2 separate regions of the Homo sapiens genome follow, and region 2 is linked to region 1. A link is a loop called in an ENCODE intact Hi-C map of the cell type or tissue named here. Cell type or tissue: PC-3. All regions are shown on one strand. Links, peaks and the distances in the headings refer to the core of each region. The heading gives the core; the rest is flanking DNA. Region 1 holds the start of LOC124900894 (small nucleolar RNA U13). Region 2 overlaps WWC2 (WW and C2 domain containing 2).

Region 1 (15,428 bases), core at 4,718-12,717:
GACCTTGCCCTCACGGTCTGGTCCACCTGCCAATGCGCAGCACAGGACTCAGCATGGCCGGGGAACCACATGTTGCCTGGAGAGAGGCACAGACACAGTGGGAGAACTGGAGGAGGGGACAGAATGAAGCTGGGTCTGATTTCTCACATAGAAAATGGGGTTTGTGGCCAGGCGCAGTGGCTCACGCCTGTAAAACCCAGCACTTTGGGAGGCTGAGGTGGGTGGGTCACCTGAGGTCAGGAGTTCAAGACCAGCCTGGCCAACATGGCGAAATCCTGTTTCTACTAAAAATACAAAAAAAAAAAAAAAATAGCCAGGTGTGGTGGTGCACACCTGTAATCCCAGCTACTCAGGAGGCTGACAGGAGAATTGCTTGAACCTGGGAGGTGAAGGTTGCAGTGACCTGAGATCGTGCCACTGCACTCCAGCCTGGGCAACAGAGGGAGACTCTGCCTCAAAAAGAAAAAAAAAGAAAAAAAGAAAATGGGTTTGTGCCTGTTATGTAACCTTGAAGGGCTGAGAAAGCAGCCACACTCCCAAACCTCTGCTGGAGAAGGTTCTATTTGACTGTGGTCAGCTGTGGCCCCAAATCTGTGAACAACGGGCTGGGGCCAGAGAAAGTGGCATTCCGTGTAGAAATGCTACCGCGTTAGTGATTCAAGGAGGAACAATGGCCCGGAGATGTCTCCATCCTCAAGACGCTGGAGGGGTGACTGGGTGGCTCCAGTGGTGGGGAGAGTGTGGAGGGGAGAGAGGAGGGGGCCGTCAGGACACGTGGGCTGGGGGTCAGGGGGCTGTAGTCAGCCGTGTCCCGCAAAGCAGAAGTCCCCTGCTAGGTAGAGTCAGGACCAGGGCCGACTGGCACGGACCCCTCCAGGGGCGCCAAGAGCTTAAAACAAACAAGGCTGGAAGCAGCACAGCTGCGCTGCCGGCCCTGCAGGAGGGAGGGAGGGAGCCCAGGGCCTGGGTGAGGGTTGCGCGCGGCCCCTCCCAGGGGAGGAAGAGAGGAATAAAAGCCACGTGCGAGGCCACCACCAGGGAGGGGGGCGGGGGAAGAGGGTGGTGGCCGTGGGAGAAGCGGGGCGTAGCCACGAGAGCAGGGTGGGCCCCGGGGCCGGGCCGCGTGGGGTTCTCCGTCCTCCGGGTGCAGCCAGACCTGGCGGTGCAGCGGCAGCACCAGTGAGAGGCGAAGGGGGCCTGTGAGGCAAGGGGGACTTCCAGGCCCTGAGCATCTCAAGAAAACAGCCATGAAGCCCCACACCCAGGTGCCAGGTGCAGAGGCCAAGGGGTCCTGGGGACAGGAGCGGCTGATCTCCCTCAGGGTAGAGCAGCAGCGCGCCCAGGGACAGAACCGCCTGCCCTGCCGCGGGAGGGGGACAGGGACCCACCCTGGCCTGGGGCCCACAGAGTCCAGAGGACCAGGAGCTCGCCCCTGCTCCCAGCAGGAGGAAGGGAGCGGAGGAACACCCCTCCTGGGGACTTGAAGCTGGAATTGACTGAGTACTTACTGGATAGAGACCGGTTTAAACTGAGAGAGACTGTTCAAACTGGAGCAAAGTGAAAAGCTGTTACCCAGATAATGTAAGTTCTGTTCCTTGGGGGGCCCTGAAGAAGACTGGGTCAATTATGAAAATAGAGACAAAGCCATATTTCCTTGGCACACTTTGGTTATCTGCTATTAATACCGACATGCGGGTCGGGCGCGGTGGCTCATGCCTGTAATCCCAGCACTTTGGGAAGCTGAGGCGGGCAGATCACTTGAGGTCATGAGTTCGAGGCCAGCCTGGCCAACATGGTGAAACCGTGTCTCTCCGAAAAATACAAAAATTATACGGGTGTGGTGGCGGATGCCTGTAATCGCAGCTACTTGGGAGGCTGAGGCAGGAGAATCACTTGAACCCGGGAGGCGGAGGTTTCAGTGAGCCCATTGTGCCACTGCACTGGGCAACAGAGTGAGACTATCTCAAAAAAAAAAAAAAAAAAAGCTGTGAATGCCCAACAAGTTAGTTTTTTTACAAAAAAAAAACTATATATAGTGTATATTTTCCATACCTTACCTCTATTTTTTTAAGTAAACAATATATTGTGAATATTCATTGAAGCCAACACTTAAAGATCCATCACCTTTTAAAACTGTTCCAGAGACTTCCATACTACAATTTTAATTTCTTCAGTCCTCTATGGATGGAGGTTTAGATGAGGCTTATGTTTTCCCTTTTACAAAGTAATTCTGCGGTGAACATCCTTGAATAGTGATCTTTGTAAGAATGTCTTCAGAATCAATTTCTAGAAGTGGAAATTGTGGGAAGAAATGTATATGTATATTAAATTCTGAGAGGTACTTGGGACATCTTTTGATACTGGTGGAGGCTCTGGGAAGTTATTAAGAGAAGTGATAATGGAGGGTCAGGCCCCCGGCTGCTGTGGGGAAAAGAAGTATTCTCCATTATTCAAAATGTTCCTCTCCAAGAATTGGAGCATTGTAAGTTAAAAGTCTAATGAGTTGTAAGTGGCATATTTACAGAGTTTATACATTTCTAAATCCCGAACTGGATTTATAATATGATAGCAATATAGGAGTTTTAAGTTAAATTACATTTTATATTAAATTAAATTTCCTCCAAAACCCCGCACAGAATGTTTCCATAGGGCCAAGCCTGGCAAGAGTCTTTGGCGTATAATCAATCAAAGAAAAAATAGACAAGTTGGACATCATCAAAACCAAAATTTTTGTGCTTCAAAGGACACCATGAAAACAGTGAAAAGAAACTAACTGGTAGAAAATGTTTGCAAATCACATCTCTGATACAGAGGTTGCATTTAAAATATGTATAAATAATTATTCCAACTCAATAATAAAAAGACAACCGAATTTAAAAATGGGCAAAGGATCTGAATAGATATTTCCCCAGAGAAGATGCACAAATGGCCAACAGGCATATGAAAAAGTCCTCAACATCATGCATCCTCAGGGAAATGCAAATCAAAACTGCCGTGAGACTGCACAGTGACGAGGACCGCTAGAATAAAGAAGACAGATAATAACAAGTATTAGTGAGGATGGGAGAAATGGGAACCGCATACACTCTGGTGGGAATGCAAAGTGGTGCAGTCACTTTGGAAAACAATTCAGTGGTTCCTCCAAAGGCTAAACATAGAGCTCCGATATGACCCAGAACTTCCACCCTTAGACATACACCCAAGAGAAATGAAAACATACGTCCACCCACAAACTTGTACATAAAGGTTCATAGCAGCATTCTTAATAATAGCCAAAAAGTGGACACAATCCAAATGATCAGCAACTGATGAGTGGATTAATACAATGCGGTCTCCTCGTATAACACAATATTATTTTGCCATAACGAGGAATGGAGTAGTGTTACAGGCTGCAACCTGGATGAACTTTGAAGACATTACGCTAAGTGAAAGAAGTACAAAGACCACATATTGTACCATTCCATTTATATGCAATGTCCAGAACAGGAAAATCTATAGAAACAGAAAGTGGATTCATGGTAGCCTAGATGTGGGGGTAATGGGAGGAGGATGAGGGAGTGAGGGCTGAAGGGTCTGGGTTTCTTTGAGGGGTGACGGAGATGTTTTAAAATTGGTTGTGGTGATGATTGCACAGCTCTGGGATATGCTAAAAGCCATGGAATCGAACACTTCAAATGGATGAATTGTATGATATGTGAATTAGAGCTCAATAAAGCTGTTCCCAAATAGTCTTTCTTTCTCTCCTTTTTTTTTTTTTTTTTTTTTTGAGACAGAGTCTTGCTCTGTCACCCAGGCTGGAGTGCAGTAGTGCGATCTCAGCTCACTGCAACCTCTGCCTCCTGAGTTCAAGCGATTCTCCTGCCTCAGCCTTCCAGTAGCTGGGATTACGGGTGTGTGCCACCACGCCCAGCTAATTTTTGTATTTTTAGTAGAGACAGGGTTTCACCATGTTGGCCAGGCTGGTCTTGAACTGCTGACCTCAGGTGATCCACCTGCCTCGGCCTCCTAAAGTGCTGGGATTATAGGCGTGAGCCCCGGTGCCCGGCCCAAATAATCTTTTGATTGGGACCTAATCATAATAAAATTGGGAGAGGAGAATTGGTGGTCCCTGTTTCCAGAAGCTCCCAATTTGCACCAGGATTGTTGCTGATGAGCTTCTCAGCTGTCAGACCTTAAATATCCCTGATATGAGGTTGTTGCTCATTCACTTCCTCCAGCATAACTCCTTTCCATTCCACACAGCAAATGCCAGCCCAGACGGACCAATTGTCCCAGAGAAGGTAGGGGACATCTTAGCCTTCTAATTCAAATGGAAAATTTCCTGCTCCCCTGTTGTCAATTCCTGCCCGGCACTACGTGCAGCGGAGATGAGAAAAGCCACTTCCTTTGCATTCATCTGGACTGCTGTGCTTGGAGAACAGAGGAGCATGCATTCTGGCTGAGGGAGGTGTGCAAATATGACGTGCAAGTCAGAGACAAAGTGACCTGGCAAACGAATGCTCTGACAGCGCATCCCCGGCCATGTCCCAGGGATCCCATCCTTTGGGTTGTTGTCCTTCTAAAGAGACATCTGCTTTTGAAAACTGTGCTTTGTGGCCGGGCGCGGTGGCTCACGTCTGTAATCCCAGCACTTTGGGAGGCCGAGGCGGGCGGATCACGAGGTCAGGAGATCGACACCACGGTGAAACCCCGTCTCTACTAAAAATACAAAAAAAATTAGCTGGGCGCGGTGGCGGGTGCCTGTAGTCCCAGCTACTCGGGAGGCTGAGGCAGGAGAATGGCGAGAACCCGGGAGGCGGAGCTTGCAGTGAGCTGAGATCGCGCCACTGCACTCCAGCCTGGGCGACAGAGCGAGACTCCGTCTCAAAAAAAAAAGGAAAACTGTGCTTTGTAAATGATGAACTTGAGCAACGCAAAGAAAGGACCTAGTGAACATTTAAATTCAACTTATTTCCTTTTAGGCTATCTTGTTATGTTTGTAGAACACTTAAGCATTTACAAAAATATAGTTCCATGCAGCATGCGTGTGCTGCTTTACATTGTATCATTGCTTAAATATTCCAACGTTAATGCGTCAAAATGGTCCTTTCCTTGTCATTTTCTTTACTTTTTTTTTTTTTTTTTTTTTTTTTTGAGACAGAGTTTTGCTCTTGTTGTCCAGGCTGGAGTGCAATGGTGTGATCTAAGCTAACTGCAACCTCCACTTCCTGGGTTCAAGCAATTCTCCTGCCTCAGCCTCTCGAGTAGCTGGGATTTCAGGCGCCCGCCACCATGCCCGGCTAATTTCTGTATTTTTAGTAGAGAGGGGGTTTCACCATATCTCTGCTCCTGACCTCAGGTGATCCACCCACCTCGGCCTCCCAAAGTGCTGGGATTACAGGGTGAGCCACCGCACTTGGCCCTGTCCTTGTCATTTTCAATGGCCATAAAGTATTTCATGGCACTCCATAATTTGTTTAGCTCTTTCCTCTATTGTTTGTCTGGTTTGTTTCCAGTTTTATACCGTGTGCAGTTGCAGCTGCTGTGTATTTATTTGTACATATTAGCTTTTTTCTTTGAAATTATTTTCTTGTAGTGTATTCCCAAAAGTGGGATTATTGGGCCAAACAGTTCCATAGCTCTTGTTACATTATTGTCTGATCTTTCTCAAGAAAGAAAGAAAGAAAGGAACACCATAAGAAGCCATCACATATGGGCATGCTTATTTCCTGAAAGTCCTGCCAGTATTGTGCTTTATTCTTTAAAAAAAAAAAAAATTGTGCTACCTTAATAGACAGGAGATTGTTTTAAGTGACATTTCTGTCATTTCTGTCATTGCTGGGGGTTTGAAATACACCAACTTGGCATGGGCCCAGATGTCCACAGGTCTGTGTCGGGATCCCAGCCCGAAATCATGCAGCCAGCCACACCCGGAGGAGAATAAAGGGTCAACTAAGAGGCAAGCCAGCCAGTGCCCGGCTGCGGTTTCCCAACACCACGAGACTCACTGCAGGGAGCCCTGGGCCTCACGTGTGTGGGACACCCCAGATGCTCTGTGAATGTGGACTCCACATATTTGGTCCCTGGGGGGACACTGCAAGAATTGTTTCTATTAGTCTGGGGGTACAAACAGTAAGATCCTCCTTACCTTCTGGAAGGAGGTTGAGGGTGGTAGGCCCAGCTTGGATTACATGGAAGAGTGGGTTAGAATGGGGCTTTGTTTGTCTTATGGGGGTACTCTGGGAAGCTACGCAGGGACTGGGAGCTTGGCTCTGCCCCTCCTTCTCCCACTCAGGATGTGCGCTGAGGCTAAGCCCCTCGTACTGCCTCCAGCAACATCTCCCCTACAGCAATGACCTCTCGCCCAGACACAGGCGAGCTGCCTGAGTCCCAGGAGGTCTGTGCGGAGGGAGGTTTTAAGCCACAGGGTTCCCAGCTGGGTGCCCCCAGACAGGAAGTGGCCTCAGTTCCATGAACGTTTTTGATGGCGGAGATTCTCAGGGTCAGCAGAAGATGATCCTGTCTGGAGAGCTGTAGATCCACTGTTGGGGGTTCTCACCTCCCAGCCTTCAGACCTGCTGTTTCTCTGTGGGGTTCTCGCCTCCCAGCCTTCAGACCTGCTGTTTCTCTGTGGGGTTCTCGCCTCCCAGCCTTCAGACCTGCTGTTTCTCTGTGGGGTTCTCGCCTCCCAGCCTTCAGACCTGCTGTTTCTCTGTGGGGTTCTCGCCTCCCAGCCTTCAGACCTGCTGTTTCTCTGTGGGGTTCTCGCCTCCCAGCCTTCAGACCTGCTGTTTCTCTGTGGGGTTCTCGCCTCCCAGCCTTCAGACCTGCTGTTTCTCTGTGGGGTTCTCGCCTCCCAGCCTTCAGACCTGCTGTTTCTCTGTGGGGTTCTCGCCTCCCAGCCTTCAGACCTGCTGTTTCTCTGTGGGGTTCTCGCCTCCCAGCCTTCAGACCTGCTGTTTCTCTGTGGGGTTCTCGCCTCCCAGCCTTCAGACCTGCTGTTTCTCTGTGGGGTTCTCGCCTCCCAGCCTTCAGACCTGCTGTTTCTCTGTGGGGTTCTCGCCTCCCAGCCTTCAGACCTGCTGTTTCTCTGTGGGGTTCTCGCCTCCCAGCCTTCAGACCTGCTGTTTCTCTGTGGGGTTCTCGCCTCCCAGCCTTCAGACCTGCTGTTTCTCTGTGGGGTTCTCGCCTCCCAGCCTTCAGACCTGCTGTTTCTCTGTGGGGTTCTCGCCTCCCAGCCTTCAGACCTGCTGTTCCTCTGACTGGGTGCCTCCTCCATCTCATTCTTCTTGTTAAATCCTCTAATTTAAACATCAGCTTTTGCAGGAAGCTCACTCCTGACCTCCCCTTCTGGGTTAGGAGCTGCCTTCTGGGCTCCCATAGCACCCTGCCCTTCCTCTTCTTCACGCCTGTCATACTGGATCATGGTGGCTGGAACCACATTTGACCCATCTCGGTATCTGCCTTAGTACAGTACCCAGGGCATGGCTCGGTTTGTTGAGAGAATGGATGAATATGTCACAGGATGAAAGGGTGAATTAATTAACCCTTATATTTACAGTGGCCACCAGGGCCTATGGTTTGTCACAATCCTGAGTTGAACCAGATCTTTGTGAAATCTCTGAGACACATGAGCCATCCGGCTCTCTTTACTCCAGAACCACACCGTGGAGATGGCTGAGACTGACTCCCAAGTGGGGGAGAAGGGAGGTGCTCTGGGACCTGGCAGGCAACCAGCTCTATGGTTATCTTTTGGCTTTAGTAAAATTAAAATAATTTCTTCCTAACATACGTCAGGCTCTAGTTTTTTCCAGCAACCTCAGCATCCCCTTATGGAATGAGGCTAGAAAATTAAAAATAAACAAAAACGATAAATCAAAACTTTGTTGTGAGGAAGCAAATTTTCTTTTTTACTATGTCGGTCTAAAAAGCCCTTACAAAATATTCATGTATCACAATGCATTTTAGGTCCCCGAGTCCTCTCATCACCACGCTTCATTCAGTTTAATTCACACACAGTGATGAGCAGTTCCTAGATTCTGGACACATGGGGAGCCAAAGGTGGGGTTTCTTGGGTTAGGGGTGGGTGCAGAAATTCTAACCTGAGACAATCGCAGGAAATGCAAAAAACGAACAAAAAGTGAGCTGAGCTGGGAACTGTGCTGAAAGCTAAGTCTAAGAGCAAGAAGGGTAAGACAGTGGGTGGCCCAGGCCAAAGCTGTCAAGTATTTAGTTAGCAGCAGAAGAGAGGAAGAGGTGTGGGCACTGCCAGGCAGTGGGAAGCTGCACTGTCAAAGCCTTGTTTTGGCAGTGGTCACTGCAAAATGGTCTCAGAAAAGCCAACTATGTCAGGAATGGAAAGAACTTTCCAGAAAGGAAGAGAATATGGTCATTTCCTTCAAGAACTTCCTCCAACAGGAAGCAGGGACAGCAGACATATAATCAGCCATGAGTCATAGTACCAAGAATGAACTGGTAAGAACAGATGTGATTTTCCCGTCCATAACCACTTAACTTTTTACAATGATGACACATACATTGACAATATCTTTCTATTTAATAATTTAGACAAGATGCATATTAGTCTTCACTTAAGCAAGAGTTTACTTATCATGCCTTTGATATCAAAGATGGTTGCAAAAATCACTTTTAATTTTCAAAATTTTAAAGTTGCACATACTCTGTGGAGAAGAGGTAAATCAATAAACTAAAAATTCTTGCAACAATGTTGTTTTGCAGAATTTATAATTGTTTTAGCCAATTTCAGATTATTTAGAGGAATAGGTTAGGTGAGATAGAAATTATAAATTAATAGTAAAAGTAGAATCTCTTGATTCTACTATTTTCTTTTTCCCTTAAGTTGCAGCCACTTACAATTAAAATATAAGTTTTGTCAGTATATCACAACATCAAAGAAAATGGCAACTACCTATTTCTCAGGCAACTAGATATTCTATTTACTGTAATTATAATTTTCTAAAATACAAAGTTCTTCATTCTGGGAATCATAGATGCCTGGATAGCTGCAAGATTTTAATTTTATATTTTTATTTTAGTTTTTTTTAAATTAGCAATTCTAAGAATATAATGAGAAAACTTACAATGGTAATTTATATTTAATATTTTCATAAAAAGACTTTAAGTTTCTTAAGTCAGTGTTTTCTCAAACTGGGGTTCATGAGCATATTATGAAAGCCTAAAAACTATTTCTCTGTAAATTCTTCAAGTTCGAGAAACACTAACACATATTCTTATCATTCAAAGTCCATTCTTGTTTGTTTTTTTTGAGTTTCAAAACTAATGACACATTAAAGCTGTATCTCATATTTTGTAATATCTGCATGGCATTAAATTAACTCTCTGGTTGTTAAAGATTTACTTCTATGTTTATTTCTTAAAGCACTTTTGTTTTTCCACAGCAGGTCTTAAAATTGGCCAAGAAGGTGTTTTTTCTTTTCTTTGCCACAGGATCATGGTTTTTTCCATTGTTATTAAAGATTCAGGTAGGAGTTGCATGAATCCCACAAGTGAAATAAAATCTATTTATCTTTTCCTTATTATAAAGATTTATTTATCTTTTCCTGTTTGTCTTGCAGTTGCCTCACCTGAGCCACAATAGATGCGGTAGAAACGGGACACCTCAGAGATTTGATTTTGTCACGCTCTGAAATTCATAGTAAATCTCATCATGCCACTCCAATCTCTACCCCCAAATCCCTGTCCAAAGTCCACAATCCTTGGTGTGACATGACTCATTCATTCATTTAACATTTCCTGAGTATCTAATGTGTGCAGACTTGCTCTGATGGGCTCTGGATTCACAGAAGTGAAAGGACAGACGCAATTCCTGCCCACAGGCGAGAAGGACAGTGACACAAATGTGTCAATGATCGCATTTGGGATTGTTGAGGTCATGGAATCCAGAGTGACTGAGGAGCTGTGGCAGGAGGAGCTGACTGAGTTAGGACCAGGGGTTTGTGAGGCTGGAGTCCGTGAATGCGAAGAAAGGACTTCTTGGGAATAGGAAATGGTGGGGAGGAGGAATTACATTTTCTACTAACTTCAAACTGAAATTTAGCATTTTCTTTAATTAGGAATGTGGGCAATAAACCATGTGGTCTAGGAGCACCGGTATTTTGACACCAGTGGAAACTACAGATATTTTCATATTACATGGCAGTTGTTGACAATACCTTGAAATATTTACACATTTCACCACTGAGACACCATGGTACTTGGAGCCCCTTTGCTAGATCTTGTTATTTAATGTGTTAATAGATGACATCTATTACTATTTTTTTAATGTTGTGATTACTGTATTTCAATGTCATTGGTTGCCTTTGTCATCCTGTGTATTTAATTTATGCATTTAAAAACATGACTCTGAAAAGAGACTCATAAACCTCACAGAGTTGCACAAGGGGTTGATGGCCCAAAAAAGAAAGAGAAGCCCTGAGCCCAGCCCTTGCCTTGTGGCTGCCACTGGCCCCCAGCCTGGGAATCTGCTGTGGCCTCTGGGCCTCGCACATGCTGTTCCTTACCCCTGTGTTGTCCGTTCCCTCCTCTCTGCGTGGCATTAAATTCTGATGGCTCCCATCATGCTTTGCATGGACATGAAAAATTACCAACTTTGGGAAGCCTCCCTGGTGGTGCCGCACAGGCTACGTGTCCTAGCCAAGTGCTCAGTATCTTCTCCCACTCCCTCCTCCCTCACCTCACGCTTGTCACACGGTATTGCAGTTGCCTCTTTCCTCGTCTGCCTTCTTGAACGTTCTGTGAGTTACTTGACAGAGAGGACCCCTCTTCTCCATCCCTGATCCCCTGTGTGTGATGTGCTTATTACAGGAATTCAACACAAGGATACGTAATGCAGGAAGAATAGATGGATGGACAGATGGATGGATGGACGGATGGATGGATGGGTGGACAGATGAGCAGATGGATGGATGGATGGATGGACGGACGGATGGATGAGCAGATGGATGGATGGGAGGACAGATGGATAGATGAATAGGTGGATGGATGGATGGATGATGGATGGATGAAAAGATTCAGATACAGGTGCAAAGTATTTCACATATACAATCTCTTTATTCAGTGTTTCTCCTCTTAGAAATTATATTTTTCTTCCAGCGAAGGTTGGTGGGAATCTTTGTGCTGATAATACCCACAGCTCTTCTCCCATAGCAGGATTTGAGGGAAACTTGGCAAGAAACACTGCCTCTGAATCCAGCCTCCCTGCCGCAGCCCCAGGTCGAGCAGGTGGACCGGAACCACGGTCACTGACCAGGGTATCTGATCCTCTCAGTCTGAAGGAAAGTGAGAACTCAGCACAAACGCCATGGACGGTACAGTGTGGGAGGGAGCAGCCTAGAGAGAGAAGCACGAAGCACTCGCTCATGTCGGAGGAGGAGGAAGAGCGATCCATGGGCAGGCAAGCCTTTTCCATGGCACAAAAAAGAATTTTAGAAGCATCCAGTTGCATAAAGACAGGAAAAGGGCATCTGTTTCAGCCAGTGTACCACAACAAACCACCCACTCGCAGATGAAATGCACTTTCACAGCTGCCTCTGAAAATGGGTTTGAAAAACCAAATCCAAAATAAAAATAGGGACTCTCATTTATTGAGAGCTTACTATGTGTTGTGAGACTTTCCTATGCTATCCCCAGTCTCACCACGTGAATGCTGGCACAGTTACTATCACTATTTTACAGACTAGGTGACAGGCTCAGAGAAGTTAAGTCACCCGAGGGAGGCCACATAGATTTAAGTAGCAGAGTCAGAATTTGAACCCAGGTCTTTCTAATCTCAGAGCCAAGTCTTCCATTTGCATTAAATTAATCTTTAATTTATGGAAAAGTTTCATCCTCTTGAGGGAGAAATCCGTGTAATAACTCTGAAATAAGACCATTTTTATGAGTATTAGGTGGGGACTTTCAAAGGCTCTTTTACCTCAACTGGGTAAAATAGTATCCTCTTTGGGGGAGTTTGACCTGCGGGCTCTGCAGTTGGGTGGGAAGTCTGTTGATTTTGGGAGCAGCCTCTGAGCTGGAAACAGGAGTATTACAGACAACAAGGATTTTATGAAAGAGAAGGCCATGACACAAAGTCTCACTGCAATCCCATGATTTCCTTTGCAGGGGAATTTGAGAGAGAGACCTCCTTCAGACCCGGTTAGCGCACTGTTTTCAAAAAACCTGAATGGAACAACCTGTTGAGAGAGCAAAGAGCGCTTGTGTTTGTGGCACACGGGAGCCTGGCGGCCGCAGGTGCATGTCAACAGGAGACCCACGGCAGGCCTCCCCTCCACGGCCCCTCCCACACCCCAGACTTAGACATGCTGGTACTGGACATCCTGAGCTGCTTCAAGTTGGAACGTCACATCCTCCAGAGTTCCAGGCGGCACTAAAGTCTCTGGGACATGGTCAGCTGTTTAGATGGGTTCCCAGGAAGGCTCACTGTTCTGGAAAGGTCTGTAAGCCTGTGACCTGAGCTCCTTGAGGTTCAGGGGGCAGGTCTGACTGAAGCAGAGTTTTCCCTTCCCCGGCTCAGGAGGGATTTCCCACTTCTCCCTGGTGAGTGTCTGAGGGTAGTGACTCTGCCAGGCTGGGGGCCGCAGGTCCCGGAAGCCCAGGGCATGGATGCTTGTGGGTATTCAATTGATGTCTTTCCCATAGTTGGTTTCATTTAGGCATTGTATACGTATTTTCTGCCAAACTCTGTTACACTTCAAGCTCCATGAAAGCAGGGACCATGACTACTTTGTTAACTGTATAACCAGGGCCTGGCCCTGAGGCTGGCACTAGATGCCCAACAAAGGCTTGTTGAATGAGTGGCCAACACCTTACCTTTTCTACAGTTGGTCTTTCTGGTTAAAGAGAAAGAATGAAAGTGATGGGATTGACACTGTGTTCTATGGAAATGCTGCTCCCTGGAGTTGTGCAACATAAGTGCTCCAGATAGAAGGGCACACAGCAAAGCTGACTCAGGCGATGGTGCAAGTTCAATTTTTAACTTTTGTGCCCAGAAAGTCCTCATGTCTCAACTCCTGGCTGGGCCTGGGATGGTCCCAAAGTCTTCAGGCTGATGTTTCTTTAAGGTCGTCCTAGGAAGCAGGACCAGAGTCCTCCTGTTCATGAAGTCCAGGGCTCCCTGCGATGGTCCCCAGATTGGGTACATCCATGGCCCTGCCTGTGCTCCTGCTATATCTACCCAGGGCCAGGCGCTTCCATCTCTCACCTTCCCCTCTCTGCCAGCTCTCAGCATGCCTTCCAGGACATGGCTTGTGTTTGGCTAATGTTTGCATGGAGTTCAGTCTCTCTCCTGGAGAAAAGGGCAGATATTCTGATGGCTGGGGCACCAGCTGGGGCTGTGGATTCCAGCAGCGCAGCAGAGGGGAAGAAGCCCTGGAATCTGAGTCTGGAGGCCGGGTCAGAGTCTCGACACTGATCGTCAGCTCACTAGAAAATGAAGGCACTGTGATGCCTGAGGTGTTGGCTGCCTCTAGGGTTCCATGAGTCTCAGACACCCACCTCTTCAAGAGTAGGTGCCAAGGCTGTCACGGATTTGCAATGATTTTCCCATGTGTTAACTGGAAACTTAAAGGAAACATTAGCCATGAGGGTTGGGAGCTTAGATTAATATTTAGAAAGGATTTACAAATAAAAGAACCCAGTTAATCCCAAAATAGAAGTCTTTTCATTTCTATTTGCGTAGTGGGTGGAGATGGAGTCCCTGGCTAGGACATTTCCCATAACCTTCCCTGTCAAGCCCCTCTGCTGTAGCAGTTTCTAACTTTACAGCCACAAAGCCAGCATGTGCTTCCCACAGCTTCAGCCCCGACTGCCGGAGGATGCATTCAGGGTTCTGACTCTGGCCCGAGGAGGAGGCACAGTGCTTGCCAAGTGAGTGCCGACTTTTGCAAGCAAAGCCTCAGGACAAAATGGAGAGGCAACCATGACAATGGTGTCAGATCACTCTATACAGCATAAAAGATTAAGGGCTAGACTTTGGTGTGAGACAGGCTTCAATCCTTGAACCATTGTTTGGCCAACTAATTGGCTTACTTAAGCCTCAGATTCCTTATCTGTTAAATGAAGATAAAAATGGTGTCTACATCAGACAGTTCTTGTGAGAATACAGTAACACAGCTAAAGCTCTTAACCTAACGCCCAGCAAGCAGTAAGTGCTTAATAAATACTGGCTATTATTATTATGCTTTTGCTACGGTTTGAATGTGTCCCCTAAAGTTCATATGTTGGAAACATAATCTTCGGTGCAAGTGTTTAGAGGTGGGGCCTTATAAGAGGTGATTAGGTCAAAAGGGCTCTGTACTCAGGGAGGACTTAATGCTTTTGTCTTGGGAGTGAGTTATCTTGAGAGTGGGTGGTTATAAAAGCGAGTTTGGGTCCCTCTTGCCCGCTCACCCTCATCCTCTCTTGCCCTTCTGCCTTGAGCCATGGCACGACACAGCACAGAGGCCCTCACCAGATGCCAGTGCCATGGTCTTGGACTTCCCAGCCTCCAGAACTGTGAGCCAAATATGTTTCTTTTTCTTTCTTTTTTTTTCAGGTCAGATGGGTAATGTGCTGACATTGTAACAAGGTTTGAGGGTGGTACATCTCACATATGTGTGTGAGCACCCAATCATCATGCTCACGAACTACAGAAGGATCAAGCCAAATACATTTCCGATAAATTACCTAGTCTTAAGTATTCCGTTACAGTAGCACAGAACAGACTGAGACGCGTTATTCTGGCCTATGTCCCTTGGTTGTTGCATGACAGGATGTTCCCTTCACTACTGAGAGCCGATGTCTCCTTGTCTCCTGTTACTTCTTAGGCATTAGTACCTTGAAAGTTTGCCATAAAATCTCAGTTAGGGCCTCAGAAGACAGACACATGAGATAACTAGGCTTTAGAAACACTCCACCCCCACACACTCAGCTATGAAAACGGTTTGTTTCCTGCTGCTGGAAATCCACACATTCCTCCTTGCCAGTGTACACACAAGCAGAGATCAAGGGAATATTGACTAGGGTTCCCCTACTTCCTCTCTTAAATGCCACCACCCGAATCGGACTGAGGGCACCCCTGGAGTCACTCACAGCAGAGTAATTACGTGGAGGTGACATCCTGCTTATGTCTTCAGACCCCCACCCTCTGGACTGGGAGCTGCAGGGCAGCAGCAATGAGGCCTTCTGGAGGGGTCTGCACACACCCCTCTGGATCTGTCCTGGTGATGTCCTGCTGGGCTGAACCCCTCCCACCACCTGCTATCATTCCATTCACCCCCTGAATGTCCTGGGCAAAACGTGTCAGGCCACAGGGAGGAACTTTCTGCTGGTGGTTCCCTAAAGATCCTCTGATGTAGGAAGCCACTGCCTGCAAGTTTAAAGTCCCAGTTTTCAGATAAGTATGAGTTTATACTTGTTTATATATTTTTTCC
Region 2 (15,428 bases), core at 4,614-12,613, 51 kb after region 1:
CAATCTTTTTAATACAGTGTTGGATTCTGTTTACCAATATTTTTTAGTCAGGATTCTTGCATCTACACTCATAAATGAAACTGGCCTGGCCTGCGATTTTCCTTTTGATAGAATCTTTATCTAGTGTTGGCATTAACATAAAATTAGTTGTGGAAGTGTTCTCTCTTTTTCTAGTGTCCGGAAGAGTTTGTATAAAATTGAGGTAATTTCTTTTTTGAAAGTGTGGCAGAATTTGTACAAAGCATCCAGAACTTATATTTTCTTTGTGGATAGATTTTTAATCACTGCTTCCATTTTTTTTTTTTAAAGAGTTATAGGATTTTCTATCCTTTTTATTCTTTCCAAACATCCATTCTAGTAGATTTTCCTAGACGTATGTCCAAATTGTAGGCATATACTTTTGATAGTATTCAACTGTTTTTTCCTGTCACTCAGGCTAAAGTTCAGTGGGGTGATCATAACTCACTTCAACCTCATACCTCTGGTGATCCTCTTGCCTCAGTCACCAGAATAGCCAAGACTATATAGCTGTGTGCCACCACGCTCAGCTAACTTTTTTTTTTTTTCCATGGAGATGGGATCTTGTTATGTCACTCAGGCTGGTCTCAAACTCTCGGCACTCTGGCCTCCCAAAGCACTGGGAGTATGTGTGTGTGTGTCTGTGTGTTTGTGTGTATGCATTTATTATTTATTTATTTTTTAATTTTTCATAACTGATTGACAGGGTCTCACTCTGTCACCTAAGCTGGAACGCAGTGGTGCAATCACAGCTCACTGCAGCCTCTACCTCCTGGGCTAAAGTGATCCTCCCACCTCAGCCTTCCAAGTAATTGGGACCACAGGTGCATGCCACCATGCCTAGTGAATTTTTTTTTTTTTTAATTTTTTTTGTAGAGACAAGGTCTCCCTGTGTTGCCCAGGCTGGTCTCCAACTCCTGGGGTCAAGTGATTCTCCCACCTCAGCTGTAATTATTTTTTAAATCTCAAATTTACCTGTAGTTCTGTCCCTCATTAGTTTTATAACATTCTTTATTTGTATATTCTCTTCATTAATTTTGCCAGAGCTTTGTTTTTCCTTTCATTTTTTTCAAAGAACTTTTTGCTCTACTGAGCTTCTCTCTATACAATGGAGATTAGATAGCAGTCAAAAAAAATGAAATGCAATTTATGGATGAAACTTTGCGTTATGATATTAAGTAAAAAAATTTAAGTCCTATAGTTTTAGTAATTATTGATATCTAGAAATTTAGAATTTCATATCATGACACACTAGAAATGAAGAAACAACCAAAGACACAAAGTTCTGTTTGCATCTATAGTTGTAAAACTCCAATTCAGCTTTGGAAGGCTTTGACCCATAACAGTCAAAGACTGTGATGCTTCTCCATGACAGTAAAGTAGGTCAAAGTCAACCAAAAGTTTGAAATTATTGGTAATGTTGAGTTAAAAACTCAAGAGAGTAAAAATGTTGGTTATTGAGATTACAAACTAAGAGCAGGTCATTTCTGCTTGTAATTCAATCTTCCATTTCATAAGACTACCTTCCACCTGCTGTGGCCCTACTCTCCTGCAGGCTCCTGCCCACAGCCCTCCATTGTCTGGAGCCCATCTGGACCTTTACTAATGGAGAGTCCTGGGCCTCTCCCCGCTGTGAAGCTCCACTACCCACTTTAAAAGCCAGTTCAAGTGCCACCTCCTCCATGAAACCTCTCATGACTTCCCCAGGAAGCACTGCTCTCGTAGACCTGGAGTGTCTGGCTCATCTCCTTTATGAAACCAGCACAGTGCCTAATTATCCTGTATTCACTGCTGTGGCAAATGTAAGGCCTAACATTAAACTCCACACTGAGCAAACACCGGTCCTACTGAACGTGAAGGTTTCCTTCTATCAGGTGGGATAAGATAGATACATGTAATACATTTTGTTGCTTAAAGTTTTATTACTGGTGTCAGTTTGATTCTTGAAATTCATTCATTTAGTTTCTGAGTTCCATCAAGGATCAGTAGTTCCAGTCAGCTGGACGATTCACACTTTCCTGACAGTACTATACATGACATGATCAAATAACAACTCTGGGTCAAAAAGAGCAGTTTATATCATAGACAAGATTTTCTGTTAGTTTCAGGAAGTGTCTAATCCATTTTACATTCCCATCCAAAGGGACTGATAGAAAACAATGTTTTGGCATTTGTAATATTAGTATTTCAGCTATGTGGAAAATTCTATTTGCTACTACATATGGATATGAATACACAATCCTAAACCAAAATATAAATTGTACTCTTGAGAAAGTAAATCAATTTCATATGTATGCAGATTCTTGAAAATTTCAGTAGTATGTAGGTGCCAAAATAATGGAAATAGTTTCTTTAAAAATACTGTTTTTTTTTTTTTTGAGATGGAGTCTCACTCTGTCGCCCAGGCTGGAGTGCAGTGGCACGATCTCAGCTCACTGCAACCTCCACCTCCCACGTTTAAGAAATTCTCTGCCTCAGTCTCCCGAATAGCTGGGATTACAGGGGCACACCACCACGTCCAGCTAATTTTTTAAATATTTTTAGTAAAGACGAGGTTTCAGCATCTTGGCCAGGCTGGTCTTGAACTCCTGACCTCATGATCCACCCGCCTCGGCCTCCCAGAGTGCTGGGATTATAGGTGTGAGCCACTGCGCCCAGCCAAAAATACTCTATTTTTTAATCAGTGATTTCATCTTTTTTTAGTATACCTATTTGTAGGGTGAAAGGTAAGGGAGAATGTCAATAAGCAAAATGTAATTTTTCTTTAAGATAAGAATGAAAGTGAAAATTTAGTAGCATTAAAATTAGCAATGTATTTCACAATTGATGTGGTTAATGAACCTTAAAAAGATATCTATAGAAAATCCAAACAAAATGTCCCACTTATGCCAAAATTTATACTGCATTTATTTGTCAAGTCTTACGTTAAGATGGAGAACAATATGGAGGAGAAATTATGACTACTTCCCACTTCTCCTTTGGGCACACCCTCACCCCCACTGGCCACGCCCTCACCCTACTGGCCACGCCCATCCCCTGCTGCCACACCCACCTTCCCAGCTTCCTTGTTCCTTCAACATTTTTGGTTTGGAAAAAAAAAAAAAAGGGCCTATAACAGTGGGAAAAATATGTTCCAAGCTGTAGTAAAACATCTAAAGACTTATGCGCAAAACAGAAGTGTAAGTTGGGTACCTTCTACATGGCACGCTTTAAAAAAAGATGTAAGCCCCTCCGAGATGACAGACCCTGAGCTGCGTACCTGCTTCTCAGCTTGCTTCAGAAGCCTCTGGAACCTCTCATCCTCCAGCACGCCTGGTGGAAGGTCAGTCTCTCCCTGAGCTTTCAGTTCCTCCAGCTTCTGCCGCAAGTCCCTCAGCGCCTGCAGCTCATCATTGAGGCGGCTCTGCCGGGTCAGAGATGCCTGAAGGTCCAGTTCTAAGTCTAGAGATGTCCGCACTGGGCATTCCTGTGTTGTTCTTCTAAGGACTGACTGGCAAACCGTCTGGATAGTTAGAAACGGAATGACGAACACCCTGGTTATACAGGCAGTGGTTACCCCACTTCCCCTCCTTCCTGGCGCATGATGGATGGTGCTTCCTTGCACCCTAGAAGCCAGGGCCTAAGGGGCAGGAGCAACTCGCTCTGGCCCATGGCAGGTGAGTGGGAGAGACATGCCTTACTTCTGGCAGAAGGCTGTCAAGGCCAGTGTGAGAGGTGCACATTTCTGTCCCCTGCTGGAGGGAGAGCAAAGAACCACAGAGGGAGGCTCCATCAGCATGGGCCCTGGGTAAGAGCAACATGGAGCAGGACCTCCTGCCAACCTGCAGTGAACCAGTAGCTAGGCAAGAAATAAACCTTTATTGTTTTATACCACAGAGATTTTTAAAGTTGTTACCATAGTACAGCCTGGCTTACTTAGCCTGACCAACTGATTGCATGAAGCCCGCCTAGTGTAATAAATAAATACATTGCAAGACATTTCTGTTTCCTCCATTTCAGGACACATAACTCCTACCATGTCCATGACAGTCAGCCTGAATACAGCTGGACAGTGTTGCTAAGTTTTGACTATCTCCTCCAATCAGAATGCTTAAACTGAGTTGCCTTCCTTGATTTCCCATTGTGTGCTACTTACTTTCACCACTGAATCACCATGGCTCTTCCCAGGGGCAATCTTAACCTATTCATCAAGCAATAATTATTGAACATATATGAATAAATGTCTGCTGGGGCTGTGCAGGCAAAGTACTAGGAAGAGAAGACACAATCTCTGCCCTTGAAAACTTCGGCTGCAGAATGACATGAGGCCTTAAGCGAGAGGAAGCTGTGAGTGAGTGCAGAAGTGCACAGGAAGTCAGGGAAGGGGATGGATCACTCAGGGTCAGGGCACATGCACTTGAGGAAGGGATTTTAAACAAGGCTGGGTGAGAGGTGAGACTCTACCAGCAGAGGGGAACACGGAGGTATTTCTTGCCTAGATTATTGGCAGACAGAATGCAAAATAAGTGATCACTAATAAGAACTGTTACTATTTGATATGAGCGAGGAGGGACTCAAATTTGACAAGTACTCCAGTTTGAAGATCTAAAATAATGGTAGTGCTCATGCCAGATGGAAGGGAGGGGGCCTGTCTGTCCCTATGCTGATTTCAGAGCCTTAGCCCAAGTCAGAATCACTCTTATTGTGTCCTCCTGTTCTTCCTCCACATCCAGTACATACTGCATGGTCTTCTGTAACATTCTTCTTATTAGGTTCCCTTTATTCAACCTGTACCCTCTCCTCTCTACAAATGCATTACACAGTAAGAATCATCTAGACACACATTATCTTTGACTGTATTACTTACTTTTTGGAATCAGAAATCTTTCCTAGCTGTCATGCACACAGAGCCTAAGGACTCCACATACAAGAGTCTGCTGGTAAATGTTTAATAACTGGCTCTCTCTGGGAGAGAAGAAAGCACTGACTTGTAGGGTTGGCCAGTTTCTATGTGGTAAATACTCCTACCATCACCATTTTCAAGCTATGACTGTGATGTCACTGTCACTCCGATTTAACTGGCAAGAGACGAGCACAATTGGCTCTTGTGAGCCAGCGTGAGGAGGGTGCAGCACACCTCTGCCGGTCGGTACCCCTCTAACCTCATCACTCACACACTTGGCGCTTTGTTCTTCTATTCAGATGAACCTTTTCCTCATCTTTGCAGATACTTTTGTCCTCATACACCTCTATACCTTGCTTATGCTGTAATTCCTAAAGCAGAATACCATTCTCCACTTGTTCCTATCAAACCATATCTGTCTACTTTTAAAAACCATTTAAAACCATCTCCTACATATGCTTCAGGATTAACCTTTGTCTGTTTCAAGTAGTCCTAATAACTAAGTTTATCAGTAACCTAACCGTTTCTCAACTCCACTCGATTCATAAACACTTTTGGTTAATATTTATCTGAAGAGTGAAACTATCCCCTGAGAGTATGAGCTGCTTAAGAAGGCAGGTGACTTAGAAAGGAGTTGAGAAGACTTTTCATTCAAGATGATAAAAATTTAGGTGCTTTTAAGGCATAAAGTTTGGTAACCTGAAAAATCAACATTTCAGAATTTCCTGAAAATGACGAATGCTGAATAAATGCTAGCACATCTCATCTGCCTTTAGAAAAACAAAATATTCTTTTATGCCTTTCAAGTAACAAGGAAGTTAAACCAGGGGCGCCCACTGCTGCCTGGCCAGGCATCTCTTACTCTGCACATGGCAGAATGAGACCAGAGTGGCCCTGGTGATGACAATGCTTCTGATTTACCTTCCCAGCCATCATGCCTGATCCTCCCGTCCACAGTGCCAAAGCTGCTGGCAGAACCTGACACTCCTCATGCCGTGTGTCCCTGCTCCCGTATCATTTTACGCCACCTACCCACAGCGCCCAGTATCCATCACACCCCCACCCTGCCCCAAAGCTACCATTTTCTTTTTGAAATTGTATTCAAGTGTGGAGACCCCCCAACTGCTGTCAACTGAGCCCTTCTGACTCTCAATCAGATGGGCTAATTCCCTGTCATACCCGGCACAGTTGTGACAGTCCTGTGTGTGTTGTGTCCTCCTCTAGACCATGGACTCCTGAGGGTGTGAGTTCGCCGTCAACAGAGCTCAGCACATGTGGTGCTCTGTAGTCACCGAACCACACATTTTAAGCCAAAATGATCACAGTAAACAAATATTTTCCTTTAGTATTTCAGCTGTTAGCAAGTAAACAGGAATTTCTGAACTACTTGAACAGACCAACCTGTTAATTCATTTATTCTCTTAGACTTATCCTTAAGGCTCATGCAGAGACCCATGACCTCCAGGAAAATGCCACCCGAGCTGCCCACCCACATGAGTTTTAACCTTCTAAAGATATCTGTGTAAGCAAGCTACAAAAACTGTGTGTTCCTCCTTTACCAGAATGTGTGTCCTTCAGAAAAGGTACCAGGTCTTACACCCCTTCCCACAATCGCTCAAGACCTGGACATGGTATGCAGAGTCATCAGAAATGTGTTCTACCATCGTCTGATACCCCTGCAGGCTCAGAAGGCCCCTTCTCCAGAGATACTGAAACCGCATTTCCAGCCTTAACCATCACAGGTTCCACACCAATGATGAATAAATGCCCTCACACCCCCCCATCTCCATAGTGGCCATGGCATCTGCGTCTCTGTGTATCCCAGTGGCTGCATTCAGTAGGCCAAGCGCATGGAGCACTGACATTCATTCTGTAGTTCTGGAGTTTGTGCTGCACAAGTGACAATTCTGGACTGGTCCAGGGACAGTGGGACGTGGCTGAGGGAATACATACCCTTTTGACCCTCAAACTGCGGCGTTCGGTGGAGTTTCTCACAAACAGTGATTTTTTAGCCAGGGTTGAACTGTCACTGTCACTCCGATTTAACTGGCAACAAAAGATTTAAAAAAAAAATCACTGCATATCAAACAGAGTGCAAGTGGAAGTTTGGGATTGAGACATTTACCAAGTAAAGCAGGTAGTCATAGTTAAGAGTTTATTTCTTTAAGAAAATCCCCTCAAACAAGTTTTTCCTGTTCTATTTTGTTAAATAACTTCATTTTCCTAAATTACTTATTTATGTATTTTTTTTTTGAGACAGAGTCTCACTCTGTCACCCAGGCTGGAGTGCAGTGGCGTGATCTCGGCTCATTGCAACCTCTGCCACCTGGGTTCACACAATTCTCCTGCCTCAGCCTCTGTAGTAACTCGGATTACAGGCGCACGCCACCATGCCCAGCTAATTTTTCTATTTTTAGTAGGATGGGGTTTCACCATGTTGGCCAGGCTGGCCTCGAACTTCTGACCTCAGGTGTTTCGCTCTCCTCGGGCTCCCAAAGTGTTGGGATTACAGTCATGAGCCACTGTGCCTGCAAATAATCTGAATAGCTGCCTTTTGGTAGTGGCTATTAAAAATCATATGTTTAAGGTACTTATATATTTTTTGAAATGAAATTATCCTTTGTATTTTTAGCTAATACATGATATTTGTTTCTTTAAAGAAAGGTCTGCATGAAGCAGAGCTCAAGGTCAGAGTTGAGACACAGTCTGTGCTATCTAGAACGCTCTCGGCCCAGATAGCCCACACTCACTGTCTCATCTGCTTCAAATCTTTACTGAAATGCAGCCTGCTCTGAATCCTGCGTATCACCCCCAACCCCCTGCACTACTGTTGTCCATAGCATTGATCCCCTTCCAAGATACTTCATAGCTTGTTCATCTTATTTACTGCTTGTGGTCTGGCTCGATTCACAGGAATGTAAACTCTACAATGGCAGGGCTCTGGGTCTCTTGTTTCTAGATGAATCCCAAGTATTTAAGAAAATGCTTAAAAGCAGGTGCTTAATAAAAATGTGTTGAACTGAATGAATAAATTTAGAATTTAAAAAGTATTTCTAACCCAGTTTATAATATTATGTCTATCTTACTAGATAAATCAGAAATACTTCTAGAAGTAGAATTTGGCAAACTGATACAAATCTCATAATTTTCTTCACAGAACTATGGATGTGATTCAGTGTTTATAAGCATTATTAAAAGAGGATTTTTAATCTAAAATGCAATTCACAGTTCTCAGTTCAACAAGACAAACATGGTTTGAAGGACATATGATATAGAACAGAAATATACAGACCACATGTATCTCAAAAAACCACTTTATGTTTCTAAATACAGACCGAAGTCCAAATAACGTACAAATACTCAGCACTCAGATCCTTAAACTTCGCTTACTTGCCAAATAAATCACATTGGAACCAAGGAGGCATTAAATTTGATGGAAAAACAAACAAACTAAAAGGGACCATAAGCACGTGATATTCTACATCTGTTTTACAGCATTTCTAGCATTTGTCGTTGTCATGTGGACTCCCAGTGCACAGTCTCTTGTCCTTTGCAGGCCACTCCCTACCAGCAGGGAAGAAGCTGCAGTCCCAGCGCCTCACCACGAGCACTGCCACCTTACCCTGCAGATGTACTGGTTCCGCTCTCCTGGAGAAAAGGTCTGTGAGCGCACTATCACACTGCTCCTCACAAACGGATGCTGTCTAGAGCTCAGGCTGCTGCGCTCTTTGGGGCGAACTGCCATATTGTCATTAGCGGCTTCATCAGTGTTTGTCTCTTTGTCAACCTATAAGAGAAGTTAACAATTTGTCAGGAGCTGAAAGATGTGTAAACATTATGCTCCTTTCTTCTAAGAAAGAAAAAATATCTAATGTTACAACAGAGACTCATGGAGCACTATGGCCACTCCTAAGAGAAAGGCTTTGCATTACAGACTATAGTACTTCTGAAGTACTTCTGGGGAGAATTGTTCTTCAGTTTTCTACCAAGAATGGTTTTGTACTAAGTTCTTAGGAAGTTCTGCACAGCAGGCCGTGTGATATCTGTCCAACAAGCACCATAAATAGAGGTGCTGCCTCCAAAGGGTTGAACATAAAAATGAAGGTTTAGATTTAAAGTGATTCTATAAAGAATCCTATTTGGGTACATATCATCATTAAACTTTATTCAACTTTCTGATTACATTGTTTTCCAAATAAATGATAAAGATAATTAAATATAAGAAAATGAAATATACCACAAACTTGTAGGTTTAAATAGAATATGCAATTATACATGTATAAACATAACTGTTGTGAAGCTGAGTTGTATTTTTACTGGATCTTTAGAAATGTAACAAAAATAAAACCTAAGTAAAAATGGAAGTTTCTCAAAATACAAACTCAGTAGGCATAGGCAGATGTCTATTTTTTATCTTATAGGTATAATTTGATTCCAAACCTGCCTCTTGATGAAAGTTTGCTCCTTTGAGAAAGGAAGTTCTCAGGGCATAATATTATTTTCTCAGGAATACAAAATTATAATTTTCTAAACTCTACTACCAATATCCCCAGTGTGTGAGCATCCATGAAGCTTGAAAATATTTTCCCCATATGGGGTTGACAGTCTCAATACATCTCTCACTTAACTAGCAAAGTTACCTGTTTAATAACTTGGTTGGCACTTGTGCCTAAACTAAGTCACCTGTCACTTTTCTAATCAGGGCATCGCCTAACCAAAATGAACTTTAAATGTTTACTTCATGTTTGAAATGGAAATAAAACTTACTACATATACGGAACTTGACACAAGACACCCTGTTGTTCTCCTAGGAATTCAGAAAATACTTTTAATATTCACAGAATATTTATAGATTTAAAGTAACTAGCACTATTTCTCTTCTTATATATTCTCCAAATATAAGTGGAGAATATCTTGGGCCCATTTTAAAACGTTAAAGCATTTATGATGCTTCTTAGAGCCTATTCCCACATATGCCTTTCACGATCAGCTTTTGGCACAAAATCCTGACATGGAATTTACACCTAAGGAGACAAACAAGCATCTCCCTAGTCCACATGGTGCCTGTAAGGTATCAGTTTTAAGACAGCACAGCGGAATAGTCACCAGTGTTGGTATTCTAGTAGGTGGCTGACTTCTGAGGTCTTTGGCACAGTTGCTTTCTTTCCTGTTCCCGTCTTCATTCATCTCAGGCACACTAGTGCATGAACTTAAATCTTCTGTACAGCTACTGTCCTCTGGCAATTTAACTTCAGCCTCTTTTTCAGCCACAATTTCATCAGAGGCCTCTCTTAGCATTGTTAGCCTATGGTAAAACAAAAACAAAACACTTTTGGTAGGCAGGCATGCTCCATGAACACGCAACCTGGGCATGCTAAGTTGTTATCTGGGAAATAAACAGACTCACACAATGAGCCAAGCCATTTCTTTGGCTGGGGTTTTTAACTAAATGTCTCATTTAAAAAAATCCTCTCTTCACCCTCTAGTAACCTGCAGCAAAATCACCATAATGTGGTACTAAAAAGTTAAACTCATGAAATTTAACCTAACTTCTAGATATCAAAATAGACATATTCTGAAAATCACATTATAGAGTTTAATGTTAGCATTTAAAAATATTGACACTCACTATAAAATAACTTGGTATTCGTTGTTCATTTATTGTAAAATTAATCATATGACAGTGAATACAGAAATAAGGATTTTAAATCCTCATTTTATTGAGTGTACTCACAGTCGAGCAGGGAGAATCCTACGTTAAGGAAGTTTTTCTTCTGAACTAGCAGAAGGCTCATTTTTAACAAAAGCCCTGGCATGGGCTGAAGTGGCATTATAAGTGGTATAAGTGGTGCTCCAGAATATAAATACAGCTTATATGGAATATATAAAGCAGGAGTACTAGGATGGTTTAGAACATCTCATACTTTGTTGAGTTTCATGTTCTCCGAATGCAGACATTCTTTCCATTGATAACTAAATGTTCAGCTTTAATTTGATTGGTGACATAATGACAAACTGGCACAGACTAGTTAATAAATGTCTAGCCATGAAGTGAACACAAGGGGAACCATTAATGACTACTATGAGTTATAAATTCCTTTGTTTACATATTAAGAGTACTGTTTGGAAATATGTGTGAAACAACTTGTATTTTACATATATGAGAATTACTATTTAAAGATACTATAATGAACCTTATAATCACTCTCGTATTTATTTGTTTTGCAGTGCTGTGATTTTTATTCACTATGAAGGACTTTTTATAAGGACAAAGTATATCTATATCTTTTTACATCACAGTAGAAGCTCTTCCTTCCAAATGTCCATGACTGCGTTATTTATGATATATCGTGTCACTCTAAGTTTCTAAAAAGTTTTCTATATACACACATACAAATGCATGCTATATATGTATATGCACATGTATTAACAGTAGTTCAACCAAACATAACAGTATAAACAACTATATATTAAAAATTAACTCAAATGATTTCACATATATACTTAAAAAGTGAAATATTCACTAAAATTTGTTTTAAGAGAAACAGTACAATCCAGGAAGGAGAGCTCTTTATATATAAATGAACCTGGACAATAACTGTAATAACTTCCCCCTCTGCCTCCCCTTTTTAAAGGATTGGGTATGGATACAGGGAAGGACACAGAAAAAGAAGGTAAGAGTGGTAACAGAGAAATGAGTACTCAGAAGTTGTTTTTTAAATACCTGCTTTGTCTTACTAGAGCCTAAATGGTACTTCCAGGTAGTTAAAAGAAAAATAGAGTCACTTTTAAAATTATCTATAACTCTACAATAAGCTACCATACCTTTCAAAATCAAGTTTAGACTAAAAAAAAAAAGGCTCAGAAAATAGTGTTTTAAAATTACTCGAAACAAGAACAAAGAATCTGGCTAATGTTTTAACTTTGCCCATAATCTTGCCATTACTTCCTTAACTCTCTAATGACCAAGGAAAGACTTTTCCTAGCACAGCTTCCTGAAGGTGCAGTGCATTCCATCATTCTGGAATAAAGCATGAGCCTACAAAGGTTTCACTGTAAGCCGTGTAAACACATCATCTTTGAGCTCCCAACAGCAAAGGAAATAAGTGTTTAACCAGTCTCCATCTGGGCCCCTTGGCTCTTCTTGTCCTGATTCTTCTTCTTCTTCTTGTGCTAATTCTTGTTCCACAGCTAACAACTCAGCTGATGTTCTTGCAAGTAAGGCTGACACTGCATCCTGAAGAATGTAAAGCATACGGCAATTAACATAATATACTTGAAAAAATGACTTAAAAACTCAGCAGATGGGAATTTACACTTCTATCTGTAAAGACGACTCAACTCTCCTGCTGAAAACAAATATGAAAGCTGAATAAAATAGAACCCAAAACAAGCAAAACCTCTCAGATGTTTTAAAGCAATGAAGAGCAACAAAGGCAATCAGGACTAGAGGGCCAAGATCCCAGGTAGAACAGAAATATAATAAGGTGAGCCATGGCCACTCTTTTCCCTTAGCGTATTTGTCAATTCTAGTGGTGAGGTACATGGGCTAAACAGACTGTGGCTGCCTAGAACAGTGGCAGTGTCAGTAGGATATGAAGACTAAAATTGAGTTCAGGACTACCAAGGCAGTCAACTCACAAGAGGTTAGAGAAAATGAACTGTAAAGTGAGCTCAATATTCTACATGATATTCCTGTCATGGCATTTGCCATTCCTAAGCTGCCTATATGCAGAGCAAGAAGCTGAGAAACAAAGCAAAAAAAAAAAAAAAAAAAAAAAAACAGCTGCTATCAGGCTAAAATAGTAAGCAGATATTTCCATTGTCCCATTCAGTCTTATGGAGAGTAAAACTGGAATTCACATCCCCACATGATTCAGGTAAGCTACCCATATTGTCATTTGCCTTTCAGAAGAATAGAAAATCCTCTCTGGAGGAAGATATCAGTTATTCTCATACGTAACATCCAGTATTTCATTAGGAACTAAAGAGTGAAAGTCAAGAAAAACAATAGCTAAATAAGGCAAACCCACAGATGATCCATACACTAAAGGCATTGAGAGAAAAATTTAAGTTTTTATGAATAATATGCTAAAATAACTGAATGAAATGATAAAGAATTTCAGTGGTATAAACAAAAAGAAAATCACATTAGCATATCAGAGTGAAACTGCTGAAAAATCAAAGAAAAAGAAGAATCTTACAAGCAGTAAAAGGAATGATGCTCAGAGAATACTACAAACACCTCTACGCAAATAAACTAGAAAATCTAGAAGAAATGGATAAATTCCTCGACACATACACTCTCCCAAGACTAAACCAGGAAGAAGTTGAATCTCTGAATAGACCAATAACAGGATCTGAAATTGTGGCAATAATCAATAGCTTACCAACCAAAAAGAGTCCAGGACCAGATGGATTCACAGCCGAATTCTACCAGAAGTACAAGGAGGAACTGGTACCAATCTTTCTGAAACTATTCCAATCAATAGAAAAAGAGGGAATCCTCCCTAACTCATTTGATGAGGCCAGCATCATTCTGATACCAAAGCCAGGCAGAGACACAACAAAAAAAGAGAATTTTAGACCAATATCCTTGATGAACATTGATCCAAAAATCCTCAATAAAATACTGGCAAAACGAATCCAGCAGCACATCAAAAAGCTTATCCACCATGATCAAGTGGGCTTCATCCCTGGGATGCAAGGCTGGTTCAATATACGCAAATCAATAAATGTAATACAGCATATAAACAGAGCCAAAGACAAAAACCACATGATTATCTCAATAGATGCAGAAAAAGCCTTTGACAAAATTCAACAACCCTTCATGCTAAAAACTCTCAATAAATTAGGTACTGATGGGACATATTTCAAAATAAGAGCTATCTATGACAAACCCACAGCCAATATCATACTGAATGGGCAAGAACTGGAAGCATTCCCTTTGAAAACTGGCACAAGACAGGGATGCCCTCTCTCACCACTCCTATTCAACACAGTGTTGGAAGTTCTGGCCAGGGCAATTAGGCAGGAGAAGGAAATAAAGGGTATTCAATTAGGAAAAGAGGAAGTCAAATTGTCCCTGTTTGCAGACGACATGATTGTATATCTAGAAAACCCCACTGTCTCAGCCCAAAACCTCCTTAAGCTGATAAGCAACTTCAGCAAAGTCTCAGCATACAAAATCAATGTACAAAAATCACAAGCATTCTTATACACCAACAACAGACAAACAGAGAGCCAAATCAGGAGTGAATTCCCATTCACAATTGCTTCAAACAGAATAAAATACCTAGGAATCCAACTTACAAGTGATGTGAAGGACCTCTTCAAGGAGAACTACAAACCACTGCTCAAGGAAACAAAAGAGGATACAAACAAATGGAAGAACATTCCATGCTCATGGGTAGGAAGAATCAATATCGTGAAAATGGCCATACTGCCCAAGGTAATTTACAGATTCAATGCCATCCCCATCAAGCTACCAATGCCTTTCTTCACAGAATTTGAAAAAACTACTTTAAAGTTCATATGGAACCAAAAAAGAGCCTGCATCGCCAAGTCAATCCTAAGCCAAAAGAACAAAGCTGGAGGCATCACACTACCTGACTTCAAACTATACTACAAGGCTACAGTAAACAAAACAGCATGGTACTGGTACCAAAACAGAGATATAGATCAATGGAACAGAACAGAGCCCTCAGAAATAACACCACATATCTACAACTATCTGATCTTTGACAAACCTGAGAAAAACAAGAAATGGGGAAAGGATTCCCTATTTAATAAATGGTGCTGGGAAAACTGGCTAGCCATATGGAGAAAGCTGAAACTGGATCCCTTCCTTATACCTTATACAAAAATCAATTCAATATGGATTAAAGACTTAAATGTTAGACCTAAAACCATAAAAACCCTAGAAGAAAACCTAGGCATTACCATTCAGGACATAGGCATGGGCAAGGACTCCATGTCTAAAACACCAAAAGCAATGGCAACAAAAGCCAAAATTGACAAATGGGATCTAATTAAACTAAAGAGCTTCTGCATAGCAAAAGAAACTACCATCAGAGTGAACAGGCAACCTACAAAATGGGAGAAAATTTTTGCAACCTACTCATCTGACAAAGGGCTAATATCCAGAATCTACAATGAACTCAAACAAATTTACAAGAAAAAAACAACCCCATCAAAAAGTGGGCGAAGGACATGAACAGACACTTCTCAAAAGAAGACATTTATGCAGCCAAAAAACACATGAAAAAATGCTCACCATCACTGGCCATCAGAGAAATGCAAATCAAAACCACAATGAGATACCATCTCACACCAGTTAGAATGGCAATCATTAAAAAGTCAGGAAACAACAGGTGCTGGAGAGGATGTGGAGAAATAGGAACACTTTTACACTGTTGGTGGGACTGTAAACTAGTTCAACCATTGTGGAAGTCAGTGTGGTGATTCCTCAGGGATCTAGAACTGGAAATACCATTTGACCCAGCCATCCCATTACTGGGTATATACC

Evidence for each region. Hi-C counts contacts between places; a loop is a spot of excess contacts. Peaks named below come from ENCODE experiments on the same cell type or tissue, not always from the same donor. Only the 100,000 strongest peaks of a DNase experiment are listed, where the experiment ranks them.
Region 2: it touches region 1 in a loop (5-fold over the local background); 2 of 110 quality-filtered maps call a loop at or near these places.

Annotation. Positions count from the first base shown.
Region 1 is chr4:183,328,524-183,343,951 of GRCh38, reverse strand. LOC124900894 (small nucleolar RNA U13) reads right to left here and starts at 14,654; the gene lies at 14,551-14,654. RefSeq lists an enhancer at 9,072-9,241. In PC-3, for the core only: no CTCF peak of the experiment used is centred there; DNase peaks (open chromatin) are centred at 8,421 and 9,691; H3K4me3 peaks cover 263 bases; H3K27ac peaks cover 3,461 bases.
Region 2 is chr4:183,277,485-183,292,912 of GRCh38, reverse strand. It overlaps WWC2 (WW and C2 domain containing 2), which reads right to left. Exons shown (of 23, transcript NM_024949.6): 17 at 12,016-12,137; 18 at 10,007-10,205; 19 at 8,523-8,687; 20 at 6,854-6,946; 21 at 3,278-3,520. Among named protein-coding and RNA genes, the nearest start is that of CLDN22, 35 kb to the left of the region's middle. In PC-3, for the core only: no CTCF peak of the experiment used is centred there; no DNase peak of the experiment used is centred there.